2 separate regions of the Homo sapiens genome follow, and region 2 is linked to region 1. Evidence: read pairs that join two places in POLR2A ChIA-PET (ENCODE). Cell type or tissue: K562. All regions are shown on one strand.

The links. Peaks named below come from ENCODE experiments on the same cell type or tissue, not always from the same donor. Only the 100,000 strongest peaks of a DNase experiment are listed, where the experiment ranks them.
Region 2: POLR2A ChIA-PET joins it to region 1 with 17 read pairs; 25 of 35 experiments call an interaction of 5 or more read pairs at or near these places.

What each region holds. Positions count from the first base shown.
Region 1 is chr6:37,172,456-37,180,455 of GRCh38, forward strand. It overlaps PIM1 (Pim-1 proto-oncogene, serine/threonine kinase), which reads left to right. Exons shown (of 6, transcript NM_002648.4): 5 at 541-717; 6 at 1,479-2,973. The coding sequence ends at 1,636. Among named protein-coding and RNA genes, the nearest start is that of PIM1, 6.3 kb to the left of the region's middle. RefSeq lists an enhancer at 1-55. In K562, a CTCF peak has its summit at 4,970; DNase peaks (open chromatin) are centred at 1,626, 1,886, 2,737 and 4,936; H3K4me3 peaks cover 4,061 bases.
Region 2 is chr6:37,034,611-37,042,610 of GRCh38, forward strand. No RefSeq gene overlaps it. Among named protein-coding and RNA genes, the nearest start is that of FGD2, 33 kb to the left of the region's middle. In K562, no CTCF peak of the experiment used is centred here; DNase peaks (open chromatin) are centred at 4,251, 4,959 and 7,781.

The DNA of each region.
Region 1 (8,000 bases):
TTCCAGTCTAGGGAGGAAAGGGTGTGGGTGTCTGCTCCTGCTTGCATCGGGTGGGGAGGAAGGCCTCCCAAAGGGCACCCTGACTTAGGATGTTGTGCAAGCATCCTTGCTTGGATCCTGTCGGCCATGAGAATCTCACCCGGGCTCCTGGGCAGTGGTGAATGCAATTTAAGGATAGTCTATGAGATACCTTTCTTGGTTGTGCAGACATGCATCCCTTCATCCTTCGCAGGCGGTCCTGCCTCACAGGGCCTCAAGTTTTGGGTCTGCGGCCAGCTGTGTTTGTTTCTTGGAGCAGTTCATAAAGAATTTCAGTTTATGGTTTGGGCTAGCAGAGAGGTGGGTAATGCTTTGGGTTGGAGAGATGCCGTAAGGTGCGCCTCCACTCTCCTTAGCCCAGAGGGAAAAATGGAGTTCACCTAGCTCCTGAGAGAAGGGATTTTTTTTTTTTTTAAAAGAAAGAGTTATATATACCACCCAGCTTCTTTGTGCTTGTTTTTGCTAAAAGTGTGTTTTCTCTTCTATTCCCTTGGCTCACAGGGACCCGAGTGTATAGCCCTCCAGAGTGGATCCGCTACCATCGCTACCATGGCAGGTCGGCGGCAGTCTGGTCCCTGGGGATCCTGCTGTATGATATGGTGTGTGGAGATATTCCTTTCGAGCATGACGAAGAGATCATCAGGGGCCAGGTTTTCTTCAGGCAGAGGGTCTCTTCAGGTAACTGATGGAAACCCCTGGCCATGGGGTTATTGGTCTTAATGGGGCTATTAGTCTTCATGGGACAGTCTTTGAAATTCTGGAGAGCTTCACTCTCCAGTAGATTCTGTCACCCTTGGCTTAGAATTGTAGGTGAGTGATTTACACTTGAGCTGGCCTCATAAATCACATGGTTTGCACTTGAGCTTTCCTTGGGAGGTCAGAGGAAGGCATGTGTGAGCATATTAAGAAGAAAAGACAATCTGGCTTCTCCAAAAACTTTTTTAAAGGTACCAACAGAAACCTGATAATTCCTGGCTGTTTTGCCAGGGAGTAAAAAGTTAAAAGCTCTTTTAGCATCTTCTTTAAGGCAGCAGCTCCAAATATTTTGGTACCAGTGACCTCACTGTGGGTGGTGTTCGTGTTTGTAAGTTGGTAGGTGAATTGAATCATTTCATCATGCTCAGTGGTGTCTCATCAAAATCTCTTGTCATCATCCTTCCTATTTCTGGTGAGTGGGTGTTGTGGGAAAGGCCCCCACTATTGAAGTTTGAAAACCACAGGTTTAAGAGGGGAGTCAGTTTTTAGCTGAAAGCAGACTGGAGGACCCAGATATTAGTCAATACCTTCCTATTGAAGGGTACCCAGCACAGTGTTCTAGAAAATGCTTGGCCTCCCTGGGACCCCAGACTTGTGGGCCTCTGAGAAGCAAATGGGGAAGACCTTTGCAGTGTAAAAACAAGTTGAGTCATTCATAACCTCGTCTATCCTCCTTTCTGCAGAATGTCAGCATCTCATTAGATGGTGCTTGGCCCTGAGACCATCAGATAGGCCAACCTTCGAAGAAATCCAGAACCATCCATGGATGCAAGATGTTCTCCTGCCCCAGGAAACTGCTGAGATCCACCTCCACAGCCTGTCGCCGGGGCCCAGCAAATAGCAGCCTTTCTGGCAGGTCCTCCCCTCTCTTGTCAGATGCCCGAGGGAGGGGAAGCTTCTGTCTCCAGCTTCCCGAGTACCAGTGACACGTCTCGCCAAGCAGGACAGTGCTTGATACAGGAACAACATTTACAACTCATTCCAGATCCCAGGCCCCTGGAGGCTGCCTCCCAACAGTGGGGAAGAGTGACTCTCCAGGGGTCCTAGGCCTCAACTCCTCCCATAGATACTCTCTTCTTCTCATAGGTGTCCAGCATTGCTGGACTCTGAAATATCCCGGGGGTGGGGGGTGGGGGTGGGTCAGAACCCTGCCATGGAACTGTTTCCTTCATCATGAGTTCTGCTGAATGCCGCGATGGGTCAGGTAGGGGGGAAACAGGTTGGGATGGGATAGGACTAGCACCATTTTAAGTCCCTGTCACCTCTTCCGACTCTTTCTGAGTGCCTTCTGTGGGGACTCCGGCTGTGCTGGGAGAAATACTTGAACTTGCCTCTTTTACCTGCTGCTTCTCCAAAAATCTGCCTGGGTTTTGTTCCCTATTTTTCTCTCCTGTCCTCCCTCACCCCCTCCTTCATATGAAAGGTGCCATGGAAGAGGCTACAGGGCCAAACGCTGAGCCACCTGCCCTTTTTTCTGCCTCCTTTAGTAAAACTCCGAGTGAACTGGTCTTCCTTTTTGGTTTTTACTTAACTGTTTCAAAGCCAAGACCTCACACACACAAAAAATGCACAAACAATGCAATCAACAGAAAAGCTGTAAATGTGTGTACAGTTGGCATGGTAGTATACAAAAAGATTGTAGTGGATCTAATTTTTAAGAAATTTTGCCTTTAAGTTATTTTACCTGTTTTTGTTTCTTGTTTTGAAAGATGCGCATTCTAACCTGGAGGTCAATGTTATGTATTTATTTATTTATTTATTTGGTTCCCTTCCTATTCCAAGCTTCCATAGCTGCTGCCCTAGTTTTCTTTCCTCCTTTCCTCCTCTGACTTGGGGACCTTTTGGGGGAGGGCTGCGACGCTTGCTCTGTTTGTGGGGTGACGGGACTCAGGCGGGACAGTGCTGCAGCTCCCTGGCTTCTGTGGGGCCCCTCACCTACTTACCCAGGTGGGTCCCGGCTCTGTGGGTGATGGGGAGGGGCATTGCTGACTGTGTATATAGGATAATTATGAAAAGCAGTTCTGGATGGTGTGCCTTCCAGATCCTCTCTGGGGCTGTGTTTTGAGCAGCAGGTAGCCTGCTGGTTTTATCTGAGTGAAATACTGTACAGGGGAATAAAAGAGATCTTATTTTTTTTTTTATACTTGGCGTTTTTTGAATAAAAACCTTTTGTCTTAACTCGTGGCTTCTAATCGTCTGTGCGGAGGCATTGCTAACCTGCATTTATTGAGCATTTGGTAAGTGCCAAAGAATTGTAGGAGAAAGGAATTCTCAGCCTAAATCTGGCTTCCTTCAACATTGGGATTTCTAGGATAGTCATCTTCCTGAAACGAATGTATGGTCAAGGGGTAGGACCAGTATTGTCAAAATTTGGGCAATATCTGGCATGGGAGGCCTAATAAAATAACCTTTTCCAGATTACAATTTTAAAGCTATGCAAATAGGATAGATGTGACAATTTTCAAGTGTTCAATAGCCATTTATGGCTAGTGGCCACCTCATATAAAACATCATTGCAGAAAGTTCTATTGGATGGGGCTGATCTAGAGATAACAAATACATACCTATTACCAAACTAACCCTTGAAGCTTTTATCAGTTGTCTGCCACTGATAGTAAAACATTTTGAGCATGTCCCCTTGGTACACGTGAAGTTTATTGAAAAACTATTGCCTCTATTACTCTCGGTTCCTGATTCAAGTTTCCTTCACCTTTAGTGTGAGGTTTAGTTTCTTTTCGAGACTGAGTCTCTGTCAACCAGGCTGGACCAGCTGGCGTGCCACTGCCAGTGGCACGATCTCGGCTCACTGCAACTTTCACTTCCCGGGTTCAAGCAGTTCTACCTCAGCCTCCTGAGTAGCTGGGATTACAGGCGCCCGCTGCCACGCCCAGCTAATTTTTGTATTTTAGTAGAGACAGGGTTTTACCATGTTGGCCAGGCTGGTCTCGAGCTCCTTGACCTTATGATCCGCCTGCTTCAGCCACCCAAAGTGCTAGGATTACAGGTGTGAGCCATCGTGCTCCGCAGCCTTTTTTTTTTTTTTTTTGAGATGGAGTGTCGCTCTGTTGCCCAGGCTGGGGTGCAGTGGTGCAATCTAGGCTCATCGCAAGCTCCGCCTCCCGGGTTTTAAGTGATTATCCTGTCTCAGCCTCCCGAGAAGTTGGGATTACAGGCATGTGCCACCAGGCCAGCTAATTTTGTATTAGTAGATACGGGGTTTCGCCATGTTGGCCAGGCTGGTTTGGAACTCCTGACTTCAAGTGATCTGCCTGCCTTGGCCTCCCAAAGTGCTGGGATTACAGGCGTGGGCCACCGCGCCTGGCCTAGTCTTTAACAATAGTATAATTTATTATGCAGCATAGAAAAAATAATAGAACAGTGTGGTGACACTAAAGTCGTGACCAGATAAGACCCAGTCTACAAAAAATAAGTGAAAATTAGCTGAGCGTGGTGGCATACACCTGTAGTCCTACCTATGCAGGAGGCTGAGGCAGGAGGATCGCTTGAACCCAGGAGCTCCAAGGTTGCAGTGAGTTATGATCACGCTATTGCACTCCAGCCTGGGCAACAGGTAACCCCACTTAAAACACACACACACACACACACACACACACACACAATAGTGGATGGGTAGAAATGTGAGTTTGACTTAAGGTTTCCCCCTCTGATGTGTTTGACAAAGGGCTAATATTGGGAGTAGGTGAAATGTTAGCTCTGCCATTTTCTTACTGCTTATTCTTGAATAATTAGTATTTTTAGTCCATGGTTTCTTTGCAGGGATCTGTTTAATAGGCCCTTTGTCCATTTTGTGTGAGTTTAGTTAAACTGGATGGCAAGACCCATGAATCCACTTTGTACGTGTGGCCTGAATACATCCTGATATTTTGAAAGCACACTGGAGTGCCATTGTCAATTCATATATTAAGTATTGGTAAATGTTGGTTTCTTGTTTCTTTATAAATATCCACAGTTATAATACTCCCTCCCTGGGGGTCATCATGCTCCCAACCCTCAATGCATCCACACACCCTTTGGACACTGGCCCATATGCACCCTCGAGGTTGCTGGAGGGTGCAGACTATAATACCCCTCACTCCTCATTGGGTTCTGGTGTATGTCTACCCTTAAGCTTAGACTAGATCCCATACCTCAGCTCAGCCCCCATGTGGCTATAAAGAGGAAGGAAGGATGTCTTGGTTCTGGGGGGCTGATTTTCTGAGGTTCCCCTTTTCTCTAATCTCTCCCATCCCCCACACAACATACACACACTACCAACATCTTGGAGCCTGAGGGTTGCATGCTTCGTCCTTTCCAGTAAAGCTGACACTTGGATAATTAAAAGTTGCCGCAAACTATTAACGAAATCAGGCAAAGCCCCACCCTTCTCTTTCTCGAAGTGAGTTTCTGGCAGTTTCCCCATCTAATGAGACTGCTGCGGGGGAATAGAAGAAAGTATCTCTGAATAAAGACAGATCGTGCTCCTGTTGGATGCAAGAGATTAAGAGTTTTAGGGGGAGGGTGAAAGGTCATATTTAATCTCTTCTCAGGGGCAGTTTGACATCTAGCGTGGAAAGGGAATCAGATAACCAATAAGTCTGCGGGGGATCAATGTCATGGCCAGAGGAATATAGAGAGCAATGGTTAAAAGCATTGACTTGGGAATCAGCCTTGAGCTTACTTATCTAGAAACCTTGGGCAAGTTATTACACCCTCTAAAACTAATCTCTAAACAGAGATACTCCTGGATTGGATTATTAGGAGACTGGGTTAAATAACAGATATACTTACATACAGAAAAACTACTATCTCCCGCTTACGGATGCATACACATGTAGCAAAAGTACAAAGAAGTACAGGGTGGGGTAGGGTGTGGTAGTTCACACCCATAATCCCAGCACTTTGGGAAGACAAGGAGGGATGATCACTTGAGCCCAGGAGTTTGAGACTAGCCTGGCCAACATGACAAAACCCCATCTCTACAAAAAAATAGAAGCATTAGCCGGACGTGGTGGTGCGTGCCGGTAGTCCCAGCTACTTGGGAGGCTGAGGTGGGAGGATCAATTGAGTCCGGGAGATGGAGGCTGCAGTGAACCAAGATGGCACCACAACATTCTAGCTTGGGTGAAAGAGCGAGACCCTGTCTCAAAAAAACAAAACAAAACAAAACAAACAAAAAAGTACAGGGTGATAATAAGTTTCCAGAGTCAGGGAAGTGGTTATTACCTTTGGGGAGAAGGGAGGGAGGTTGTGATTTGTGGAAAGAGACCTTCAACTATTTTGGCAATGCTTTATTCCATAAACTAGATGGTATGAGTAAGGTGTTTGTATTATTCTTTTCAACTTTTGGGTTGTTTTAAATGTTTTATGATAAACTTTATTTTTAAAAATTTTTCTCTGGCTGGGCGCGGTGGCTCACACCTGTAATCCCAGCACTTTGGGAGGCCGAGGCAGGCGGATCACAAGGTCAGGAGATCGACACCATCCTGGCTAACACAGTGAAACCCCATCTCTACTAAAAATACAAAAACTTAGCCAGGCATGGTGGCATGTGCCCATAGTCCCAGCTACCCAGGAGGCTGAGGCAAGAGAATCGCTTGAACCCAGGAGGCGGAGGTTGCAGTGAGCCAAGATAGCTAGCCACTGCACTCCAGCCTGGGCGACAGAGTGAGACTCCGTCTCAAAAACAAAAAAAATTTTTTTTCTTTGTTCTTTCTTTTTAAACATTTATTTATTTATTTTAGCTGGGAGTGGTGGCTCACGCCTGTAATCCCAGCACTTTAGGAGGCTGAGGCGGGTGGATCATCTGAGGTCAGCAGTTCAAGACCAGCCTGACCAACATGGTGAAACCCAGTCTCTACCAAAAATACAAAATTAGCTGGGCATGGTGGTGCATGTCTATAGTCCCAGCTACTCAGGAGGCTGAGGCAGGAGAATCACTTGAATCCAGGAGGTGGAGGCTGCAGTGAGCCACGATCACGTATAGCCTGGGCGACAGAGCGAAACTCTGTCTCAAAAAAAATATATATATTTATATATATAATATATAATATATATTATATATTATATTATATATTATACATAAATTATATATTATATATATAATATATAATATATAATATATATTATATATTATATATTATATATTATACATAAAATATATATAATATATATTATATATTATATTATATATTATATATAAAATATATATATAATATATATAATATTATTTATTTATTTTGAGACAGGGTCTCACTCTGTCACCCAGACTGGAGTGCAGTGGCATAATCTCGGTTCACTGCAACCTCCACTTCCTGAGTTCAAGCAATTCTCGTGCCTCAGCCTCCCAAGTAGCTGAGACTACAAGCGTGTGCTACCACACCTGTCTACTTTTTGTATTGTTAGTAGAGATGGGGTTTCACCATGTTTGCCAGGCTAGTCTTGAACTCCTGATCTCAAGTAATCCACCTGCCTTGGCTTCCCAAAGTGCTGGGATTACAGGTGTGAGCCACTGCGCCCGGTCCATTTTTTTTTTTTCTTTTGAGAGACAGATTTTTGCTCTGTATCCCAGGCTGGAGTGCAGAGGCATGAACTTGGCTCACGGCACCCAGGTTCAAGCGATTCCCCTGCCTCAGCCTCCCAAGTAGCTGGGATTACAGGGACCTGCCGCCATGCTTGGCTAATTTTTGTATTTTTAGTAGAGATGGGGTTTCATCTTCTTGGCCAGGCTGGTGTCAAACTCCTGACCTCAGGTGATCCGTCCACCTCGGCCTCCCAAAGTGCTGGGATTACAGGCACGAGCCACTGTCCTCAGCCTTTCACTTTTTCTTTTAATTGAGACAGGGTCTCACTACGTTGCTCAGGCTAATCTTTAATTCCTGGCCTCAAGTGATCCTCCCTCCTTGGCCTCCCAAAGTGCTGTGATTACAGGTGTGGAATATCATGCCCAGCCTATGATAAGCTTTTAAAAGTGATGAATATATTTGTGCGTATCATGTAGGAGGCAGCAGATGGAGTTATTACTGCCCTTGGCTGAGGGGATCTGGGAAGGCTTCAAAGAGGAGGTGGCATTTCACCTGGATTTTGAAGGATGGAGCCTTAGCCTGCTTCCCTGTAAAATAGGCACCAAACATGCAGATGGAGCAGAGAAATCTGGATGTGCTAAATGTTTTTCCCCCACTAGACCAGGAATCAGCAAACTATGGCCT
Region 2 (8,000 bases), 140 kb before region 1:
TCATTCACAAGGTGGGACGATGAACATGCACCCCATCCATTCATAGGGTCATTTCAAAGTCAAATTATGTAACAGGCGTAAAAGGATATTGAAAATGGGAAAGTGGGCTGGACGCGGTGGCTCATGCCTGTAATCTCAGCACTTTGGGAGGCTGAGGCAGGCAGATCACTTGAGGCCAGAAATTTGAGACCAGCCCGGCTAACATGGCGAAACCCCTTCTCTACTAAATATACAAAAATTAGCCAGGCTGGTGCATGCCTGTAATCCCAGCTATTTAGAAGTCTGAGGCAGGAGAATCACTTGAACTGGGGAGGCAGAGTTTGCAGTGAGCCAAGTTCATGCCACTGCACTCCAGCCTGGGCGACAGAGCAAGACTCCATCTCAAAAATTAAAAAAAAAAAAAAAAAGAAAAAGAAAAGAAAAGAAAAAAAGAAAGAAAGAAAGAAAAGAAAATGGTAAAGTGCTCAGCAAATGAGTGGATTATTAGTATATGGTTCTGTTTTCCAATTTTGATTTCCTCTCTTGCCTCTCAGAAGAATTCTTTGTCTGCTTCTGTTGTACCAGCATGCACAGTGCCCAGCAAGCTCCCAGATGCAGAGGCGATCAGGCAGTGTTGACTTCTCTTCCTGTGTTCTCTGCTGGGCTCTAATTTCTCTGATTTTTTTTTTTTTTTTTTTTTGAGATCGAGTCTCGCTCTGTCGCCCAGGCTGGAGTGCAATGGCACAGTCTCGGCTCACTGCAACCTCTGCCTCCCAGGTTCAAGTGATTCTTCCACCTCAGACTCCCAAGTAGCTGGAATTACAGGCGCATGCCACCACGCCCAGCTAATTTTTTTATTTTTGTAGAGACGGGGGTCTCACCATGTTGGCCAGGCTGGTCTCGAACTCCTGACCTCAGGTGATCCTCCCGCCTTGGCCTCCCAAAGTGCTGGGATTACAAGCGTGAGCCACCGTGCCCGGCTCTAATTTCTCATGTCTTTCAAGGAGACTCAATTCACCTCTCCTTTTCTCTTTCCATCATCAAGCCCAGACTCAGAGAGTGGGTGGGTTCACCCCAGCAGGCTCCTAGTGCTCAGACCAACACCAGTACTGCCACTCCTTGAATGGAGTCAGTACATGAATACATCTTAGACGTTTTAATGAAAGCCAGTTGGAAGTTATGCTTCACTTTCTAGAAACAGGCTTGAGTAAACTTTTTAGAAACATATTTATTTTTGTGGAGCAAGGCAATATATCCTGGTCTGACTTTATTTTTAAAATTATTTTGGGGGGTGGGGGTAAGGGGAGGGAGAGCATTAGGACAAATAGCTAATGCATACAGGGCTTAAAACCTAGATGACGGGTTGATAAGTGCAGCAAACCACCATGGCACATGCATACCTATGTAACAAACCTGCACACTCTGCATATGTATCCCGGAACTTAAAGTAAAATAAATAAACACATAAATACATAAAATTATTTTTAATATACAATAATCCCTTGCTATCCATGGGAGATTGGTTCTGGGAACCGTCCCCCCTCCACCGCAGATACCAAAATCTTCAGATGCTCAAGTCCCTGATATAAAATGGTACCATATTTGCATGTAACCTATGCCCATCCTTCCACATACTTTAAATCGGGGGGGGGTCCCCAAACCCCAGACCGTGGACCAGTACCAGCCTATACCTGTCAGGAACAGAGCCACACAGCAGGAGGCAGGCATCTGGCAAGCTAGCATGACCGTATGAGCTCCCCCTCCTGTCAGATCAGCAGCGGCATTAGATTCTCAGAGGCGCGCAAACCGTATTGCAAACTGAGCATTCGAGGGGTCTAGGCTGCGCGCTCTTTATGAGACTATAACGCCTGATGATCTGAGGTGGAACAGTTTTATGCCCCGGTCAATGGAAAAATTGTCTTCCACAAAACCAGTCCCTGGTGTCAAAAAGTTTGGAGATTGCTGCTTTAAATCATCTCTAGATTATTTATAATGTCTAATATACTGTAAAAAATATGTAAATAGGCTGGGCATGGTGGCTTACACCTGTAATCCTAGCATTTTGGGAGGCCGAGGTGGGCGGACCACCTGAGGTCAGGAGTTTGAGACCAGCCTGGCCAACATGGCGAAACCCCGTCTCTACTAAAAATACAAAAATTAGCTCGGTGTGGTGGTGCGCTCCTGTAATCCCAGCTACTGGGGAAGCTGAGGCAGGAGAATGGCTTGAACCCAAGAGGGGGAGGTTGCAGTGAGCCAAGATCACGCCATTGCACTCCAGGCTGGGTGACAGAGCAAGACTCCATCTCAAAAAAAAAAAAAAAAAAAAATAGCCGGGTGTGGTGGCAGGCACCTACCTGTAATCACAGCTACTCAAGAGGCTGAGGTAGGAGAATCACTTGAACCCAGGAGGCAGAAGTTGCAGTGAGCCAAGATCATGCCATTGCACTCCAGCCTGGGTGACAATAGTGAGACTGTCTCAAAAAAAAAAAAAAGTATATGTATACGTAAATAGTTGTTAGGCTATATTGTTTAGAGAACAATGATTTTTTTTTTTGAGACAGGGTCTCACACCATCACCCAGGTTGAAGTGCAGTGGCCTAATCTCGGCTCACTGCAGTCTCCATCTCCCAGGCTCAAGTAATCCTCCCACCTCGGTCTCCTGAGTAGCTGGGACTACAGGCACATGCCACCACATTCAGCTAATTTTTTTGTATTTTTGGTAGAGATGGGGTTTTGCCATGTTCCTCAGGCTGGAAGAATAATGATTCTTTTTAAAGTCTATATGTATTCAGTACAGATGCAAACACCCATTTTAAAAAATATTTTTGATTCATGGTTGGTTAAATCTGTGGATATGGAACCCACAGATATGGAGGGCTGACTGTATTTTATCATGTCATTAGAATACATCACTTTTTTTGAAGCATAATTTAAAATAAAGTGCATAGAACTTAAGTGTATGGATTGATGACTTTTCATGTGTGTTCACCCACGTAACCATCAAGATCCAGAATGAAGGCTCAGAAGACGTCCAGGGCCCCGGAGGGCTCCCTTGTGCCCCCTCCCAGTCAGTACCCACCCCGCAGTAGTGATTTAATTTTGGATAGGCAATACATTCACATGGTACAATTCAAAAAGTACAAAAGGTAAACTAGAAAATCTCCCTCCCATCCTGCTGCCAGAGACCCATTTTTTGGAGGGGTGGAGGAGAGACAGGGTCTTGCTCTGTCACCCAAGCTGGAGTGCAGTGACACAATCACGGCTCACTACAGCCTTAACCTCCCCGGCTCAAGTGATCCTCCCACCTCAACCTCCTGAATAGCTGGGACTACAGGCGCACTCAGCTGTACCTGGCTAATTGTTTGTATTTTTTGTAGATACAGAGTCTCACCATGTTGTCCAGGCTAGTCTCGAACTCCTGGGCTCAACCCATCTGCTCAGCTCAGCCTCCCAAAGTGTTGAGATTACAGGTGTGAGCCACTGCGTCCAGCCTCAGACACGCATTTTTTCTCCCATGAGAAAATATTACTGGTTTCTTGCAGACGCTTCCAAAGAAAGGAGATACACACACTTTATATATTATATCATATCATATTATACTATATTAATTTTCTCACCTTTTTACACAAAAGATACATAACTAGTCAATTGTGTACTTTTTGCTTAACAACTTACAATGCTAGAATCATTTCAATAATTAGCAAATTAATATATTTACCAAAAAGTGCCCCTTACAAAAGAGTTGGTTTATTAAAATTCAAACCTTCATTACCAAACACTTCAATGATGCTTGGCTTTACAGCCCTCTGAAGGTCCTTAGGCAGTAAGCCCTGCTGCTACATCAGAAAATGCAATTCAATTAGGAAGACGTGATTCATGTTAACTTCTCGGCAGCCCTCCCAATAAACCGTGCTGTGAGATTCTGCCGTCTTGGTATTACCTCTTCCTTTATAGCTGTTATCAATAATAACCACACGGATTTATATTAGCAGTAACTCATGAGCTCTAAAGAACATGTGTAAGACACACACAAAAATGTGACTGAAATTTGAAGCATAAATTGTGGAATTTCTCAAAGGCCTGAATTATTGGAGCTTATTAGGTTGAGGTGAATCAAAGTGGAAAGAACTATTTTGCCCTTTTAGATGTATTAAGCAGTTTTCCTGGGAAATTGGTCAAGAGAACCGACTGGTGTTGTGTGAACTTCTCGGAAAGAGCAGGTCTGGCCCTGCCAGAAGGCAGCTGAGAGAGTTGGGCTGGGCTGAGTTCCAGGAAACAGAGTAGGGGCTAGTTAGGAGTGGGAAGGCTAGCAGGATGATGCAAATTCAAATCCCCAGGTACATCAGCAAGGCCAGAGGGTATAAACAGAGCCCCAAACCAGAGCCACAGCCAGTGGGCAGGGCTCTGGAGCTGGACTGGCTGAGAATGGGCTTAGGTGCAAGTTGGGAGACACTGGATCATCGCCAAGAATAAGGGCAAAGTCTGGCCGAGCGCAGTGGCTCACACCTGTAATCCTAGCACTTTGGGAGGCCAAGGCGGGCAGATCATGAGGACAGGAGTTCGAGACCAGCCTGGCCAATATGGTGAAACCTCGTCTCTACTAAAAATACAAAAATTAGCCGGGCGTGGTGGCACGTGCCTGTAGTCCTAGCTACTCAGGAGGCTGAGGCAGTAGAATTGCTTGAACCCAGGAGGCGGAGGTTGCAGGGAGCCGAGACTGCACCACTGCACCACAGCCTGGGTGACAGAGCGAGACTCCATCTCAAAAAAAAAAAAAAAAAAAAAAAAAAAAAGAATAAGGGCAGGGCAAAGTCCACTAGTCTCTGGGAGAGTGTGTGGGGCACGCTGACTCAGTATGGGAACAGATACATATGGGCTTTGCAAAGGGTCCGCATGGAGAATTGTAACAATAATAGCCCCAAACAGAATCAAGTTCCCTGTGTCCATGCTCTTTTGCAATGTAACTTTGTTGCTTCCACTACCACAAGGTGGAATCTATTTCACCATCCCTTGAATCTGAGTTGGTCTTGTGACTTGCTGTGACCAATAGGATGTGGCAGAAGTGATGCTGAGCAGGCCGGGCGTGGTGGCTAATGCCTGAAATCCCAGCACTTTGGGAGGCAGAGGTGGGTGGATCGCTTGAGGCCAAGAGTTTGAGATCAGCCTGGGCAATGGTAAAATCCAGTCTCTACAAAAAAATTTTTTTAAAATTTAGCCAGGCATGGTGGTATGTACCTGTAGTCCCAGCTACTCTGGAGGCTGAGGTGGGAGGATCACTTGAGCCCAGGGGGCCAAGGTTGCAGTAAGCTATGATCACGCCATTGCACTCCAGCCTTGGTGACAGAGTGAGACTCCATCTCAAAAAAAAAAAAAGTGATGCTGGGCAGCTTCTGAGGCTGGGCTTCTGCTTTCGTGCTTTTGGAGTGCTTTCATAATTACGTGAGGAACCTGGCCTGAAAGACCACAGGAAGAGAGAGGCCCAGGCACCCCAGCCAGTCTAGACCACCTAACCCAGCGAAGCCATTAGCAGACTGTTGCTGTGTGAATGAAAACAGCAGAGGAACCATCTAGCCAACCCACAGAATTGCAAGAATAATAAACAGCTGTTCTAAGTCACTAAGTTTAGGGATGGTTTGTTACACAGCATTACATAACTGATACATCCATCTACACTATCAGCGTACCACTCAGGTCAACAAAGGGTATCTCATGTTGTGCAAACTCAGAATTGAGACCCAAATTGTAAGCATTTTATGTGTTAATAATTATATTCTCCAGAACCCTTTCACATGTTCCTTTTATTTTTCTGAGGCAGGGTCTTGCTCTGCAGCCCAGGCTGGAGTATACTGGCATGATCGTGGCTCACTGAAGCCTTAACCCTCTGGGATCAAGTAATCCTTCCACCTCAGTCTCCTGAGTAGCTGGGACCACAGAAACATGCCACCATGCGTGGGTAATTTTTGTTTGTTTGTTTGTTTTGAGATGGAGTCTCTCTCTTTCGCCCAGGCTGGAGTGCAGTGGCACAATCTCGGCTCACTGAAAGCTCCGCCTCCCGGGTTCACGTCTTTCTCCTGCCTCAACCTCCCGAGTAGCTGGGACTACAGGCGCCCGCCACTGCGCCTGGCTAATTTTTTTTTTGTTTGTATTTTTTTAGTAGAGACGGGGTTTCACTGTGTTAGCCAGGATGGTCTCGATCTCCTTATCTAGTGATCCACTTGCCTCGGCCTCCCAAAGTGCTGGGATTACAGGCGTGAGCCACCACGCCCGGCCATGACTGGCTAATTTTTTAAATTTTTTGTAGAGATGGGATTGCACCATGTTGCCCAGGCTGTTCTCAAATTCCTGGGCTCAAGCAATCCGCCTGCCTCGGCCTTGAAAAGTGCTAGGATTACAGGCATGAGCCACCACGCTCAGCTCCACAGGTTCTATCTAATTTGTCATGACAACCCATTGAGAAAGAGGAAAAGGAAATGTGGTATCTCTCCATTAAACAGATAAGAAAACTGAGGCTCAGAGAGATATGTGGCTGTCCCAAGATTACTCAGCAAATCAGTAAAGGTGCTGTTATAGACTGAACTGTGTCCCCCCAAAACTTATATGATGAAGCCCTAGTCCCCAGTGTGATTATATTTGGAGATAGGACCTTTAAAGAGGTAATTAAGATTAAAGGAGGTCATAAGGGCCTTAATCCAACATGACTGGTATCATAAGTAAAAGAAGAGACAGGCCGCGTATGGTGGCTCACGCCTGTAATCCCAGCAATTTGGGAGGCTAAGGCGGGAGGATTGCCTGAGGTCAGGAGTTTGTGACCAGACTGGCCAACATGGTGAAACCCTGTCTTTACTAAAAATACAAAAATTAGCTGGGCGTGGTTGTGGGCGCCTGTAATCCCAGCTACTCAGGAGGCTGAGGCAGGAGAATCACTTGAACCCAGGAAGTGGAGGTTGCAGTGAGCTGAGATCGTGCCACTGCACTCCAGCCTGGGCAACAAGAGTGAAACTCTGTCTTAAAAAAAGAAAAAAAAAGAAAAAGAAGAGACATCAGGGATGCGTGTGCAGAGGAAAGGCAGCAGTGAGAAGGCGGCCGTCTGCAAGTCAAGGAAAGAGGCCTCAGGAGAAAAAAACCTGTGATACTTTGATCTTAGACTTGCAGCCTCCAGAACTATGAGACAATAAATTTCTGTTGTTTAAGCGACCCAGTTTGTGGTATTTTCTTATGGCAGAAACTAATATAGCAACTAAACTAGCAAACTAATATAGATACCGCTACTCAAATTTAGCTCTTATGCTTTCTTAGAAGGAATTTTCTTAAAACAATGACATACCATTTCTTGCATATCAAATTGGCAGAGATTTTTAATTAAAAGATAAACTTAGTGCTAGTAAAGATACAGAGAAATTGACTTTCTCAATCACCAGGGGTTGGAATCTAAATTAGTACAACTTTCTAAAGGAGATTTGGCAATACATATAGAAAGTCTTTAAAATCTACTTACTAACATATGGTAATAGCAAAATATTGGAAATAACCTATGGCAGACTGTATTTTCTAAAGATGGAAGCACTGATATATCCCATTTCCCATGCTCTTCTTATAATGCGATGTTAGCATCCTCCTTTGAGAGGTAGGGTCAATTCCCTCTGCTTGAACCTGGGCAAACCTTTGTAGTTGCCATAACCAATAGAATGTAGTGGAAGCAAAGGTGTGTGGCTTCCAAGGCTCGGTTATAAAAGGCATCACAGCTTCTGCCTCAGCTTCCTGGACAGCTTCCAGAGGACACTCGAGCAGCTCTGTGGAGAGATCCATGTAGAGAGGAACTGAGGCCCCCACCTACAGCCAGCACCAGCTTTCCAGCTGTATGAGTGAGTAACTCTAGACATAGATTTTCTTGAGCCCAGTATGGTGGCTCATGCCTGTAATCCCAGCACTTTGAGAGGCCAAGGTAGGGGATTGCTTGAGCCCAGGAGTTTGAAACCAGCCTGAGAAAAACAGTGAGACTCCTATTGCTACAAAAAATTGAA